2 separate regions of the Homo sapiens genome follow, and region 1 is linked to region 2. Evidence: read pairs that join two places in POLR2A ChIA-PET (ENCODE). Cell type or tissue: PC-3. All regions are shown on one strand. Each heading gives the region's core, and the rest is flanking DNA. Links, peaks and the distances in the headings are about the cores only.

What was found. Peaks named below come from ENCODE experiments on the same cell type or tissue, not always from the same donor. Only the 100,000 strongest peaks of a DNase experiment are listed, where the experiment ranks them.
Region 1: POLR2A ChIA-PET joins it to region 2 with 6 read pairs; 4 of 35 experiments call an interaction of 5 or more read pairs at or near these places.

The regions. Positions count from the first base shown.
Region 1 is chr3:100,699,642-100,707,442 of GRCh38, forward strand. No RefSeq gene overlaps it. Among named protein-coding and RNA genes, the nearest start is that of TFG, 6.0 kb to the right of the region's middle. In PC-3, for the core only: no CTCF peak of the experiment used is centred there; no DNase peak of the experiment used is centred there.
Region 2 is chr3:100,776,802-100,785,181 of GRCh38, forward strand. ABI3BP (ABI family member 3 binding protein) reads right to left here. Exons shown (of 68, transcript NM_001375547.2): 58 at 3,331-3,408; 59 at 1,483-1,575. Among named protein-coding and RNA genes, the nearest start is that of TFG, 71 kb to the left of the region's middle. In PC-3, for the core only: no CTCF peak of the experiment used is centred there; a DNase peak (open chromatin) is centred at 4,710; H3K27ac peaks cover 749 bases.

The DNA of each region.
Region 1 (7,801 bases), core at 1,365-5,364, 78 kb before region 2:
GGATGAATGGATAAAAAAATTATGATACAGGCACACACACACACACACACACACACACACACACACACACACACCATGGAGTACTATTCAGCCTTAAAAAAGGAGGTAATGCTATTTGTAATAACATGATTAACCTGAAGGATATTATGGTAAGTGAAATAACCCAGACACAGAAAGAAACGTACTGCATGATCTTACTTATATGTAGAATCTAAAAAGAAGTCAAGCTCACAGTAACAGAGAGTAGAATGGACTGGGACTGGGAAGTTGGGGGAAAGGGGAGATGTTGGTCAAATGGTACAACATTCAGTTATAGGATAAATAAGTTCTGGAGATATAATGTACAGCATGGTGACTATAGTTGATAACGGTGTATTACACATTTGAAATTTGCTGGGAGCAGAAAAAGCAATATTCACAAAGCGTATCTTTTACAAAAGCAAAATCCATAATTCCCTAACTTTCACTATTGTCTGTTTTTCCATAATCTCTATGCTGTTTGTCTGAAAACATAAGAATTTTACATAACTAATGACAATACATGATTTGATTTTCACTTATTACCTAGTTATGCAGTCTTCTTAATGATTACATAATATGATATAATTTACTAAGTTGTTTCCCTAGTATTGTCTATTTAGATCATTTTAATATTTAACATGTAGTGACACTGTGATGAATAAACTAGTACATGTATTTTTTCCTTTCTTTTTCATTATTTCCTTAAAATAAATTCTCTTGACTCAGATAAATGTGCCAAATTCTCTTGACCAGATAAATGTAAGACCCTAGTGTATATTGGTATATTGTTTAGAAAACATTGCAAGAATGTATAATGTCATCAACATTTGGAGGACCATAAACTTTTTTTAATACAGTTGTTTGTTGCAGTATTTTCTTATTTATAATTTTGGCCCATTTTCAATTGAGGTATTGTAATTTTTTCTCAGAAATTTGTGTTTCTTATCTATTATAGATCATAGCCTTTTAACTATTACACTTGGTGAAAATATTTCTTCCAGTTTATTGTTTTCTTCTCTTTTTAGAATAATGAAATGATTACTCTGGATTTGATTGGAAATGTCCAAAAGATTAATAGAGCGTTTAGGATTTTCTGAGTTTATATGCCCTTACCCAGGCAGAATAATTTTTCATGTTAGATTAAGAAATATGTTAAGAACTATGCAGAAACTTCTAAAATGTAGAACAGTGGCATAAATATGCTACGTGAGATCAAATGACTTATGTATGACACGTGACATCTCTAACCCTTCTTTACATCAGATAGCAGTTGAGTAGGGTTCCATGACAAAGTTATTTTTTCCTTTCAAATGTTTTCTGTCTCTCTGTGTCCACCCGCCTTTTCTTAAAAAGAAAACACTAAATCTTGGAGAAGTTTTATTAGCAATTATTAATTAGAAAAAATTTTAAAAACCACAAGGAGGTTCAAAGTAACGTTACATGTGTGTCATCTACATTACTTCATTTACTTATGTACCTGTTATAATGCGTACTTGAAAAAAAGATATAAAAGCTGCTGAAAAACTGATTAAGAAGTCAGGAGTAAGGGAAAATAAGAATAGAAACAAAAAGTATGAAGCCAGGGATGAGAGTGAGACCCAAGAATCATAATCTTGTAATTTTGCTAGGAATCAGCCACAAATTAGACTGTAAGCTTTTTAACACTCAACGTAAATATAGAAATATTACACAAATCCATCTCTTAACAATTAAACCAGAATTTCTTGGCGAAAATACAATTATTTTGACTGTACATGAAATTGGCATTAAGTTTCTTTGAAAATGTCCATTTGAATATATTACCAAATCAGAGGGCAAACTATGTTGAACGGAGACCAAGATGAGATTGTTATATCTCATTTGTAAATTCAGTATATTTGCATACATGCCTGCAAGTCTGCTAAGTGCATACACTGAAAAGTTATGTATAATCAGTGTTACTCTGAAGTTACACAATACTATGTACACATAAAGACACACTTAATGCACCACAGGAAACTTTAGTATCAAAAGTGGATCAGTGAGGAGTTTTTTGTTGTTGTTGTTTGTTTGTTTGTTTGAGATGGAGTCTCGCTCTGTCGCCCAGGCTGGAGGGCAGTGGCACCATCTTGGCTCACTGCAACCTCCGCCTCCTGGGTTCAAGCGATTCTTCTGGCTCAGCCTCTCCAGAAGTTGGGAGTACAGGCACGCGCCACCATGCCTGGATAATTTTTGTATTTTTAGTAGAGACGGGGTTTCACCATATTGTCCAGAATGGTTTCGAACTCCTGACCTCGTGATCCGCCCACCTTGGCCTCCCAAAGTGCTGGGATTACAGGCTTGAGCCACTGGGCTGGGCCTTTTTTTTTTTTTTTTTTTGTCTTTTGTCTTATATTTGTGTTCCTTAATTTTGACTGGTGAAATTAGTTTTCCTTTTGCTTGCTTGCTTTGGTAGAGGGTTTGCTTTTTTTCATTTTTAAATTAATTTTATTGATGTATGATTTATATACAATAAAATACACTCATTTTAAGTGCACAATTAGATGAGTTTTAACAAATTCATACACCTGTAAAACTACTGTGCCAGACAAGATTAAACATGTTTCCATGACTGCATAACATTCCTTCATGCTTCTTCCCCTATTCTAATCCCCAGGCAACCACTGATCTGCTTTCTATCATCAGATCCATCAGATACACACCATTCTGTCTCTTCCAGAATATCACACGAATCATACAGTATGTTCTCTTCTGAGTCTAGGTTCTCTCACTCAGGATGTTTTTGAGATTCATCTATATTGTTGTGTGTATCAGTGGTTAGTTTCTTTTTATTGCTAAGTAGTATTTAATTGTTTGGATATACCACAATTTGTTTATGCATTCACCAGTTCATGGGCATTTTGTTGTTTCCAAGTTTTGACTATTGTGAAATTAAAGCGCTATTAACATTGTTATACAAGTCTTTGTGTGGGTATGTTTATTCTCTCTCTCTGTTGAAATACCTGGCCATGTGCAGTGGTTCACGCCTGTAATTCCAGCAATTTAGGAGGGCAGGATTGCTTGAGCTCAGGAGTTTGAGACTAGCCTGGACAACATGGTGAAACCCCGTCTCTGAATCTAAAAAAAAAATTAAATAAGAAATATGTAGTGAAATTGCTGAGTCATAGAGTAAGTGTGTATTTACCTTTAAAAGAAACCACCAGTTTTCTAAAATGTTTGTACCATTTTATGCTCCCAACAGCAATATATGAAAGTTTTGAAGTCCAATTTGTGAAGTATTTCAGAAACTGAAAATAGGTTATTTATATTTTTTGTAGGCCACTGATCATGTTTCTAAAAAAATTCCATATATGTTAACCCTTTAACAAACAGAAGAAAAAGGAACGCAGAGTGGTATGCCTTAACGCTGCTATCTTTTACAAAGTATTTCTCATAGAACTATAGTTCAATTCTTATCTGTATTTTTCTTGCAACCTTGCAAGTTGGTGCTTTTGTACACGTGGAAGTGTGACCTTTATAATTTGCTGAACTTTAATATAAGCTGCTATGAAGCCACGATATAACAACTGAGACTTTATGGACCTTTGTGATAAAAAAAAGAAAATGGTATTTCTAGCCCTGTACTCAGTAGGCAACAGCAGGGTAAAGAAGAATTCCGGACTGGGAGTTGTCATCTCAGCTATAAGTTATGTGACTTGTGGCAAGACATTTACCCCATTTACCCAGGCATCAGAACCTGAGGCTCTGTCTCTATAAAGGAACTGGCAAGACTAGGTGAACTCTAAATTTCCTACTATCTCTAAAATTTTGTGAATCTAACTGCAGGCTGAAATTGTTCTTAAATTAACTTAAAATATTTTCTCATCTAAGAAACACATGAATATGTTTTCCTTAAAAGAAAAACAAAAAACCCAACAACAAAGAACAAATTAGAGTGTTCCAGATAGAGCTAAAGTCCCCTTTGACCATTACCACCAAATCCAAGCCCCTCTTGTCTTTTTCCTCTTCTCCCCAGAATTAACCACTGTAATGAGCTTTGTGTGTAAACTTTCAGATTTTAAAGAAATATGTGCATACATTATACACTCATAGCAACTCATAGTCTTGTGTACTTTCTTTTACATAAATGGTATAAGGAACTGTGTCAGTGGTCCCTAAGACCACTCCCACGTTTGATGAATCACTAGAAGCACTCATTAGATTCGGCAAAGACTCACATTCATAGCTATTATTTATTACGAAGGGATATAAAGCAAAACCAGCAAAGGAAAACGTTGCATGGGGAGAAGTGCAGAGGAAACCAGAGCAAACTTCCAGGAGTTCTCTTCCAGTGGAGTCACACGTGATGCACTTAATTTCTCCAGCAACAAACTGTGACAACATGTGAAATATTGTCTACCAGGAAATCTCATGAAAGATTCATTAATCAGGGTTTTTATTGGGGCCTGGTCACATAGGCACCCACTGCCTGGCATGTACCAAAATTCTAGACTTCAAGAAAGCAGGTATTCTGCATAAATCACATTGTACAAACAGTTTAGACACAGTTCACCATTCTTATCAAATATGGGATGAGAACACTCCTAAAATCCAATTTCTCAGACACCAGCCAACGGCCAATCTTGCAAGTGGGCCTTTCTGAGGACAGCAGATTCAGGCTGCTATGTTAACTATTTTCTTCACACTAACGTAACTTCCTAAAACTTGCTTTTTGCACTCATCAAAATGTTTTTGATATCTAACTGTATGCATGTGTACATTTCTTTTAATTGCTCTATAGTCTTTCATTTGAAAACAAAACAATGGGTGTGCTCTTATGTGCAAGCGTTTCTCTGGTACACTGTAAATGAAATTGTTGTGTCATAAGGCATTTTAGATGTTGATACAAACTAATGTCCCCACAACAAAGCATGAATGCCTATTTTGCCACATACTTTTTTTTTTTACAAAGTGTTATGTAACTATTTTATTTTTCTCAGATGAATATATGAAAAATGGTATCTCATTGTGGTTTTACTTTGCATCTTTTATTATAAGTCTCTCTTTATTGAAATGGCTTTTTGAGAATGCTGTTTAATTATGCATTTATATGGAGGGACTAAAAGCAGGATCCTTGGCATAAATGTTAGATTAGAGACATGAGTGTCTCCAAGTACCCAGAGTTTGATTTTGTCTCTGATATGCATGATTCCTAGACTCTGGCAACTAGGTTTCTTTTACTTTTCTTTTTCTTCTTTTTTTTTTTTTTTTTTTTTTTTGAGAGAGTCTCACTCTGTCACCCAGGCTGGAGTGCAATGGCGTGAGATCATGGCTCACTGAAGCCTTGACCTTCTTGGGCTCAAGGGATCCTCCTGCCTCAGCCTCCCAAGTAGCTGAGACTACACGTACATGCCACTATGCCTGGCTAATTTTTTTGATTTTTATTTTTAGTAGAGACAGGGTCTCACTATATTGCCCAGGCTGGTTTTAAACTCTGGGGTCAAGTGATCATCCTGCCTTGGGCTCCCAAAGTGCTGGGATTATAGGCATGAGGAGCCACCACACTGGGCTTCGGTTTCTTTCTTTCTTTTGGAGCTGGAGTCTCGCTCTGTCACCCAGGCTGGAGTGCAGTGGCACGAACTTGGCTCACTGCAACCTCCACCTCCCAGGTTCAAGCAATTCTCCTGTCTCAGTCTCCCCAGTATCTGGAATTACAGGCGAATGTCACCATGCCCGGCTAATTGGGCCTAGGTTTCTTAAATGAGCCTAACAAAGCTACTCTTGATCAAATGAAAAGTTATATCTTCTTGCACATCTTGTGGCATTTGTATGAGTCTACTAGGGCTACCATAACAAAACACCACAGACTGGGTGGCTTAAACATCAGAAATTTATTTTCTCATAGTTCTGGAGGCTGGAAATAAAAATTTGGTAAGTTTGGTTTCTTCTGAGGGCTCTCTCCTTGGCTTGCAGAAGGCTGCCTTCTTAATGTATCTTCACATGGCCTTGCCTCTGTGTGCACCCATCTCTGGTTTCTCTCTGTGTGTCCTAATCTCCTCTTCTTATAAGGACATCAGTCATACTGAATTAGGGGCTCACCCCAATGACCTCGTTTTAACTTAATCACCTCTTTAAAGAATCCATCTCCAAATACAGTCACCTTTTGAGGTGGTTCAATATATGAATTCTGGGGGAAGGATGCAATTCAGCTCACAATTGCATTTCTCTTTCAACTTGAAATCTGACAGGTAATTTAGCAGAGAGGTAACTTAGCACTGTCTCCAGGGGATGTAAATGAAGAAAAGTGAATGATTTCAAATTACTAAGAGACAAATCCTACATGGCTAGGGAGTTAGGAACTTACCCGTTGACAGCTGATCCTTTTGTTTTTTCTGGGAGCTTGCCCTGTAAAGTGGTGGGGAACTTAGTTTTCATTATTTTATTCAATAACTATGTATTGAATGTCTAGATCAGCCTCTAGTGATACAAAATCTAGGAAGAACTGCCTTTGAGAGTAGTTTCTCTAAAGAGAGATTGGACATAGAGCATCATGGTAAGGCAAAAGCATTTTAGGGATTTCACGGATGTGAAGCTGGTAGGACAGGTTGAAGTATTTTGCTTAGCTAGTGCTAAGAATCACTCACTCAAAGGTACAAAGTAAGAAATCGTTCCTTTCTCCTTCATTATCTCTGCATAGGGTGGCAGCTTCCTATGTTCACACAAGCAAATCTTTACATTTAGCCAGTGAAGGTGAGGCTGAGCTGACTAGCTGGCTCCTGTTTGGTCCTCATGATTCCCCTTCTGTTTGGAGTTCTCTTTTTTTAGCTAGCTGCTGCCACAACAGAGCTGATTCTTGGCAAGGGACATAACTTCTCGTTGGAAATTCTCATCCAAGGAGGAATGTACACGCTTTCCTTTGTTCTTCTGAGGACATATAAGATGACTCAAATTTTCAAAATGATTTATACTAAGTACTAAAGAAGAACATGATGAAACATAGATTTTATCTAACTTGCTAACAGGGCTCATAGTCTTTGTCTCATTTCTTGTCCAGTCTGAGAATCCCGTTTTCATTCTTAGGATTTTTTCCCCCCATTCCATGTGAGGAGTTTTAGCTACACAGACTTTCAGGGAGAAAGAGCAGGTGGTAGCTAAGTTGGTTGGTTGACTCCTTCTCTTAAAATCACAGTGTAAGTCTTAACCCTTCTTCAGATGAAACATGGAAAATAACCTGTGTAGTGCAGAATCTCATATCTTTCCTTGCTACAGTCTGGGTCAAAGATATTTCCTTGCACTCCTTCTCCTTCCTTCACATATCCTCAACTTTAATATACTACCATTAAGCAGTATTTTCTTTTCTTTTTTTTCTTAGCAGTTCCTTGGAAGAAATGAGTAGTATTTTCTAGTTCAAGACTATGCTCAGTGTTCATTTAAAACCAAATTCATCTAGATGCAGAAAAGAAGGCCAGTATGTATCTACAGACATAGTAGAAGAGACCCATCTTCTTGTAAGTGAGGTAACTGGTTCAATTCAGGTTATGGCTCTGTCACTAGATATCACCTGTATTTATTGGGAGCTTAAGTACATAGATGTGCATCAGCTTCGACTTGAGAAATCACCAGAACCCCACCTCTCAAGTTCCACAGAAGTAGCTGGGAATAGGCTTTACCATAAAGAAGACTTTACTGATGGCTTCGGGATGAAGCATGAGGGAAATTACAACATAAAGAGCCTCAAGTTGCTTTCGGAGTCCATGAGCTCCATGAGCTCCAGCTTTTCCACAAGGCCAGCTTATGGGTGCCTCTCTTCCTAGCGTACAGA
Region 2 (8,380 bases), core at 2,634-6,633:
TTACTGACAGGAGAGAACAAGGGTTTATATGGCAGGCAAGAAGGCCATCAAACAGCTCCTTAAGGCACACAGCCTCACAGCATTGCTCTGGAGGGGGCCCCCAAGTGGCACACTCAGGCATCACCCTGTGGCTCATCCAGTCTGATCTGCAAGCTGCTGGAGCTCAAGTCACAGCTGCCCCAGGTTACAGTAAATGGGGAAACCCGGTCTCCTAGCAAGGCCATGTCACTGGGCCTTGACTCAGAAAGGCACCAGAGGTATGGATGGGAGGCTGCTTCCTCCTTCAGCCCATGGGAAAATGACCTAGAGTTCACTGTGCACATGGGACGTCCTACAAGCTCCATCACAACAGCCTCCTTTCATCCTGTGAGAACAGTGACATCCACTCCCTTTCATGGCGATCCTCATCAGTTTCATCTTTCACAGCTGTTTTAACACTCTTATCCCGATTCCACCTACAAAATATTTCGGAAGTAGTGTTCTGGAGAGAGGGAGGAAAGATGGGGAACATGCTGAAATTTGCTGGCATGTCCTGGGTGAAGAACCCTCAGTATGAGGTAAAGCTTCTGTCTGAACTAGGTCAATTTTACTGACTCAATTTCATTCCTTTATTCACTTTGTTATTACTCATCAAATATCCTCTAAGTGCTAAGCACTGGATTTGGTTCTGGGAATTCAGAGAAAAAAAACCAAGGACTTTGTCATCACAGAGCTCACAGTCTATTGGGGAAGAAAAGTATGCAAACAAACAGGTCTGACACAATTTTCTCTTTGCTCTAACAGAGGGGTATGTCAAGGACAAGAACAGAGAAGCAGTGCCAAGACTACCTTGAGGAGTCAGGGGAGGTTTTTAAAGAAAAGGATGAAGTCTGAGTATCCCAAGCCAAGCCTGGAAAGGGTCATTCTATAGGGAGGAGGAATGTGTGTGCCCAGGCATGGAGGTAAGAGGCAGCTTGCCTCCAAAACATACTCCTGTACTGTTGCACAGGCTAGGCCTTTCCGTCACCCTGAATATTTTAGTCCCAGATCTTCCCCTGAGCACCATAATACCAGGCCTGGCATGAAGGCTGTTGGATAGGAGAGCTTTCAGTGGGACATATAGAATTTTATTTCAGGAGACAGAATGATAAGTCAATGACAAGTCATCACATCTATTATTCCTGGGGCCTTGGCAATGTACAGCATCTTGTCCAAAATAATCCATTTGTTGAAGGGTCTGAGTCAGCTTCAATCTAGGCTCCAAGCACTCAGACATCTAAGAAGCAAACTTGCCTAGATGCAGAGGCATGGTTTCCTTCTTTCAGTCCAAGAATCAGGTTGTAAGTCCTGAAAGCCATCATTTACAGTGTCTAGTCTTCAGGGCCAACACAAACGTGTCACACACATCAATAGTGTGCCTGTTGCTAGCACGCCAAGAAGAGCTTATGTTGGCTAGTAAAACCGAAATCATGGCGGGAAAAGGAAGGTACATGACTAACGTACCTGCACTTCCTGGCTTTCCAGTGACATTATTTGGTGGTAAAGGTTTTCTTCGTGGGTGTGTAGGTCTGGGTGGCAAGGGTGGGCGGCGAGTCCCTGGGATTGTGGATAAGAGATTGTATTTTAGATAAAGCCATCATAAAGATTCATTATCGAAAAAAACAGGGTTTTTAAAAATAAAAAATAATGTTTGATAATTAGCAGTTGGATGACAGAGAATAGATTCTACAGAAAAGTGCACACAAATATATTCAGATATTCCTATAAATAAATGTTGGTAATGTCCCCAGGGACAACAACGCACTGTAGTATATAGAAAACATGTCCTCATTATAGATGAATATACAGTCGGGCCCTTCATATCTGTGGGTTCCCCATCAGTTAATTCAAACAACTGTGGATGGAAAATTTTTTTAAAAACCACAATAAAAATAACAATACAACAACAGCAAAACACAAAATGTAACAATTATTTATATTGCATTAGGTATTATAATGGAAGATTTAAGTATATGGGAAGATGTGCATGGGTTATATGCAAACACTATATGATTTTATATAAGGGATTTGAGCATCCTCAGATTTTAGTATCTGAGGAAAATCCTGGGACCAATCCCCCATAGATACCAAGAGATGACTGTACACAGGTATATCTACTTTTTGAAAGGCTATAAACACGCATAGAATTTAACATCTTTCATTTTCCATGTAGACTTAACAGAAGCACTTCTGAACTTCATTATCCCCAGCTGCCTTTTATTTTGAGCCTACAATTTCTTATACCATTTTAGTTTTAAATTGTTAAAGCATAAAATTTCTCCTTTTGTGGGTGTTTTGATCCATTCTCAGCTCTATTATGTAATTATAATTAAAACCCTTTAGAACTTCTCAAAGACTACATCGAGGTAACCCTGATAGCTGAAACAAGTCTGTATCTGTAGGGAGCAGGCTCACTGTGAACAGTTGTGGTAGTTGTGTACCACACAAAGACACTTGGCCCAGGAGGTGTAAGTGGGGGACAAAGCTTAGCACCTGCTCTGCTCATCCACTTATGAGCTCTCATGCAAGGCACCAGACAAGAGGAAGGGCTTTGTTTTTCTCATTGTCTGCCTAAAGGGTGGGGTAAACAGGCACCTTTTTATAATTTGCAGAAAGGTTGGTGAGGTCAAAGGTGCTTGGAGAAGTCTGCTTTAACCCACATTTTAAGTCTTGTGCTATAGTTAAACAATTTATATCTTTTTTTGGCATAACATATGTTGGTTTTAAAATCTTCAAGAAAAATTGTTAATCCAGGAAAATGCCTGGTATACTAGTAAGAGAAAGACTCTCTCTCTCTCTCTCTCTCTCTCTCTATGTGTTCAGGAGTGTACTGGTAGTTGACATTAATAAAAGTCTTTATTCAATCCAAAGGTATTCTGAGTCACCAGATTCATACTTTTGGCCTATTACATAGATCATACTCTTAAATCAGGAACATAAGTAATATCAGGCAAAAAAAAATTGTAATAAATTACACAAGAGCAGAACTTAAAACATGATAAAAACTAGAAACCACAGTGATTCTGCAGCATTTGTCCATTATGGTCCCTCAGAACATTATAGCAAGTAATGATTAAGTTAGTATCACATCAGAAGTTCCTATTAATACTTAATTTGTGCACAGAGCACTTTTAATTCCTCCAAAGATAATATTCCAAATGTTTTCCTAGCAATACCCATGCACTGTGTGTGTGGTTCTGATACTTCGGGGGCTGTGTGGATGTTGCTGTTTTTGCCACCAGGAATGATACTGCAGTTACCATCCAAGTTTCAGAGCTGAGCTGTCATAAAAGTCAGCATGTTATTACTTACCTGGCTTTTTAGTGGGGTGGGTAGAGTCCACTGATACATTTCTATCAGCACCTGATGGCCTGGGTGCTTGCTTGACCCCTATGAGCAGAGATAATGAAAGGGAATAAACATATAGCAAAAATGTTCCATGGAAACTTGGTAGAGTTGCCAGTAATAACGTACATTCTTTGCAGAGCAGGAGCATTGGTGTTTTTATGCCAAGACATTTTACGGGCTTCTACTATCTGGCTATAGAAAAAAATAAAAACCCTACATTCACTAGTTGTGATGTTTTCTCTGTAGAATTAGCATTTCATGGTAAATTGTGGTTTTGTCCAAATCTTTCATGAAACTCATCCTGCACTGCCTTACTGGGTGGTATTGCCTCACCAGGTGGGATTTCATTTATGGTAACTGGCCACCTTTTGCCAATATTCATCAGTACATTTTGTAATTCAAAAAAAATTTTTTTCTTCCAATCCCTCTATGCCCATTAAAAAAAACCCACACACATACACCTTAGAATTCCAATGTGTTTGGGTTTATACTTAATGAATTGACTTTAAAATTATTCCTGGAGTGGCATTGGCTATGAGGCTATTGAGACCACAAATGATCTTTTGGGATTTGTAAATTAGCCCTGGGCAGGCCTCTAACTCAAAATTACTGTTTGAAAGAAACTGATTTGAAAATTACTTTGTGTGATATTTTGTCTCCTAAGCCCCTCAATAATCTTGTGGTTATTACTAGCCATTTGCCTAAATACTCAGGCTTGGACTTTGGGTAGCAATCCCAAAGGGAACTAATTAGGTTTTTGTCGTATTTTAAAAATTATTCTTTGATATTATAAAATAATCTTCCTTGGTTTGGGTGACAGTCTTCATTATAAAAGAATAGAAACAGACATTTTTAGAATTTAAACAATAAAAATCACTTCAGAAATAATGACCTGTCCTAAAAAAGAATTCATACTACTTTGAGGACCTGACTGTAATTTACATATTAAGAATAGGAATGAAATATTTACATTAATATACTAGTTAGTACATTAACAATGACAACAACCCTGTTTTGAGGACTCACTGTGTTCCAGAAACTGTTTGGGGACATTATATACTTGATCTCATTTAATGTGTGGGCAGATATATTAAATATACAACAGAAGCTTTGCCTCCCAAAAATATGATGACATTTTCACATTAATTTATGACATTCAGGGGATGAACCTAATATTGCAATCCCACATCCTCTGCTGCTTGAGTAAGAGATAAAATACATAAAATCATGGAGAAAATTACATATGGAATCATGAATTAAACTTATTTGTGATAGGAAAAAAATGTTTCTGGGGGCAATGACTTTTGTGACTAATCTCATAGGCAGGCCACAGGCAAATGGTTCATTAGTCTTCCTCCTGTGTCTCACTGTCAGGGGTAGTGGGGAAGGGAAATGGCTCATTTGAGTGGTTACTCTGTGAACAGCATAGGGAATTGAAGAATACCTGCATGGGGGTCACTGGGGTAACTTGGCTTGCCGAGGTTTGGTTTACCACGATTTCTCCAGGGTAACACAAAGTTTTATATACCCTAGAAGGCTAGTAGGCTGTCTTGAGTAGACCCTTCTTTACAGCCCTTTTCCAAATCTTCCTGCCCTTGAAAAACAAAGTATCTTGATCCAATACTGTGCAAGTGCCTTACATATTCATGACTTGACTTAATCCTTACAACCGTCTGTGTGTGGAATATAATCCACATCCCACAGATGAGAAAATCCAAGGCAAGGGGAGATTAAGCAATTTGCCCAAGGTCTCACAGCTAGGAAGCAGTGGGATTCAGGCCTACATATGCCAGGATCCAAAGCCTATCTCTTCAGCACTAAGATGCAAAGAACAGAGTACTTACTGTCATCTGATCATTTTCTTCCTGCTATTCCTCATAGTAACTCTGAGTGAATACATTCCCAGAGCCCTCTACTCTGTCTCTTGGGTGGCTTGAGCTGCCACCACTGTGTGAGGGCTAAATGGCCATAGCTGGCAAGCATGTGTTATCCAGCCATGCCACGGGTGTGTGGGACTCAGAAGGTAGTCCAAGGCTGCCAGCAGTCACTGACCAGGCATATGCAAGTCCACCAAGTCACAGGGGCTGGTAGGTTAGAAATCTAGGAGCTCTGAAGAGAATCCAAATTTTGCAGAGTTACATTATACGTAAGACCAAAGATACAAATTCCCTTGCCCTCTTTTTTTTTTATCCAGGGAGAAACTGGAAGAAATGAGCCATTTTCTATGTAGGTGGAGACAGAGGCATCATATTCTTATGATCCTTAGACATAAGTTCCCAAATCAAATAGAGAAGCAGCTGCAAAACTGGACTTTCTCCAGCCTTTAGAAATGGATAGAAGCCAGTGGTGCCTGAAAGCATTGGGAAGGGCCATGCAAAAGGCAGCTGTGTGGCTCGGTGGAAAGATCTGGGGGCAGGAGACTGAGCTCTTATTCTGGACTTGCTCTCCTGCACCTAGCTGCTGTTGAGGCATTTCACCCGGGCCAGAACTGGAGAGACTAGTGAACATCTCTTGCCTTGAGTCAGAGGAGAGCAAATGAAGGTCAAAGGTAGCAGAGAGGGAATGGGAAGAGAAAGGAGAAAATCAGTAAGAGAAAGGAGAAAATCAGTAAGAGAAAGGAGAAAATCAGTAAGAGATACTGTAAAGAACAAATTCTCAGGAATTGGCACCCAATTAGACAGTCTGGCCCAAGCTGTGACCTGACTTCTTTTTCCCTCAGGCAGGATTAACCAACACATCTTCTAAAGGGCAGAGTCAGCTCTGTAAGCATCAAGACTTGAGCCTCAGAATGAGCCCCCAACTGCCATAAAAGAGTCCTACAAAAATCTCTGGATTTACATAGTTCACCCCTCAGCAATTTATCATCCAAAATGAAGTAACAATTTGGGTATTTTTAACCATGGTAACAAAAACTTTGCAAACAAACAGTAAACTGGAAATCGGTTCTTAAATGTACCAGTGACTTCATTCCCTGTGATCAAAAAGGGGTGATATTTATGGATGATTGGTTTCTGCACTCTTGTCCCAAATCTCAGCACCTGGTTAAAAAGCCACGGGCAGGGAGCCAGCAGGCTGGAAGATTTAGTTACAGCCCAGAAAAACACATTCCTCAGCCTGAGGGGACTGGATTATCGTGCAGCACACTCATGTGGGGGCAGTAAATTGTGGTTCCCTCATTAGGGTGTAGAGAAAGGAGTCTAGGGTTCAGGTATTTAACAATATCTGCCAAATCATATGTGCCAAGGTGGTTTCAGAATTACACTTTGCCTAGTACATAATGGGCTTTCAATAAATGTTGGTTGAATGAAAAAAATAGCTGCACAACTTCCCTCAGGGAGAAAGTCAGAGAGATTGTCTAGCACTGGGATTGGCAAACTTTTTCTATACTTGCTTTCACAGCACAATGGCAGAATTAAATATCTGTGAAAGAGACTGTTTTGCCCACAGAGTTGAAAACATTTATCCTTTACAGAAACAGTCTGCCAACCCCATGCTAGACAATAAATATTTTCACCTTTGTGGGCCATACTGTCTCTGCCACAACGATTCAACTCTGCCATAGTACTGTATAAGTACCTTTGTACACAGTACACATTGTACATAGCACAATGTGAAACGTAGATGTGTTTCCAATAAAACTTTATTTACAGAAACAGGCAGTGAGCCAGATTTGGCCTGTGGGGCTGTAGTTTGCACAATCCCTTGGCCTGGTGTGTGCATGGCTTGTAGCATCTCTGTAGGCAGGTCTCAAGGAGATTTTAATAGGTAGGACACATCAGCTAAGCTGGGACACGTCTCTGGAAACCATGGAAAAGCAGAATGCTAGAAAAATGACCCACTTTAGACCTCAACCTCTGCAGGCTACTTTCTAACCTTGGGGTACAGCAATGTCTATCTACACATACATGCATAAAATACACATACATCAGGGAAAATATCTAAAATGAGTGAAATAACATATAAAATACTGAGCTCAAGATATTCCTGGGGCTTACGGAATCACAAGATTTTTATAGAGACCTCAACAGTCAAAGGTCTGTAGTCCTTAGGCCTCAGAATCTGTTTTTCCTTTTTTAAGTCTTCCAAGGGCACAACCTTAGGTGGTCTAAGACTGTAAAGAACATGTCCTATAGGAACTACAAATTAAAACCACAATGAGATACCACCTTTCTCCTGCAAGAATGGCCATTATCAAAAGTCAAAAAACAATAGATGAGATGGCGTGGATGTAGGGAAAAGGGGCCACTTATACATCGCTGGTGGGAATGTAAATTAGTACAACCTCTACAGAAAAGAGTTTGGAGATTCCTTAAAGAACTAATAGTAGAACTACCATTCAACCCAGCAATACTACTACTGGGTATCTACTTAGAGGAAAATAAGTCATTATATGAAAAATATACATGCACATGTATGTTTATTGCAGCACAATTCACAATTGCAAAGATATGGAACCAACTTAAGTGACCATTGACTAATAAGTAGATAAAGAAAATGTCTGGTATATATACACCATGGAATACTACTCAGTGATAAAAAAGGAACATGATAACGTCTTTTGCAGCAATTTGGATGGATCTAGAGACCATTATTCTAAGTGAAGTAACTCAGGAGTGGAAAACCAAAAACTATATGTTCTTACTTAAAAGTGGGAGGTAAGCTGTAAGTACACAAAGGCATACAGAGTGATATACCGAACTTTAGAGACCCAGAAGGGGGAGGGTGAGAGGAAGCTAGGGATAAAAAACTACAACTTATTAGGTACAGTGTACACTACTCAGGTAATGAGTGCACTAAAATCTCAAATTCAACACTATATAATTCATCCATGTAACAAAAAACCATTCATGTTTATCCATGTAACAACAAAACCCAAAAACCATTGAAATAAAAATTTTAAAAAATAAAATTAAAAAGAATATGTCCTATAGATCACAAACACTTCCTTTATTAACTAATTTTTTAAAATGTGAAATATCTGAGTTGAAAACTTCAGCAAGAAAAACTATAGGAA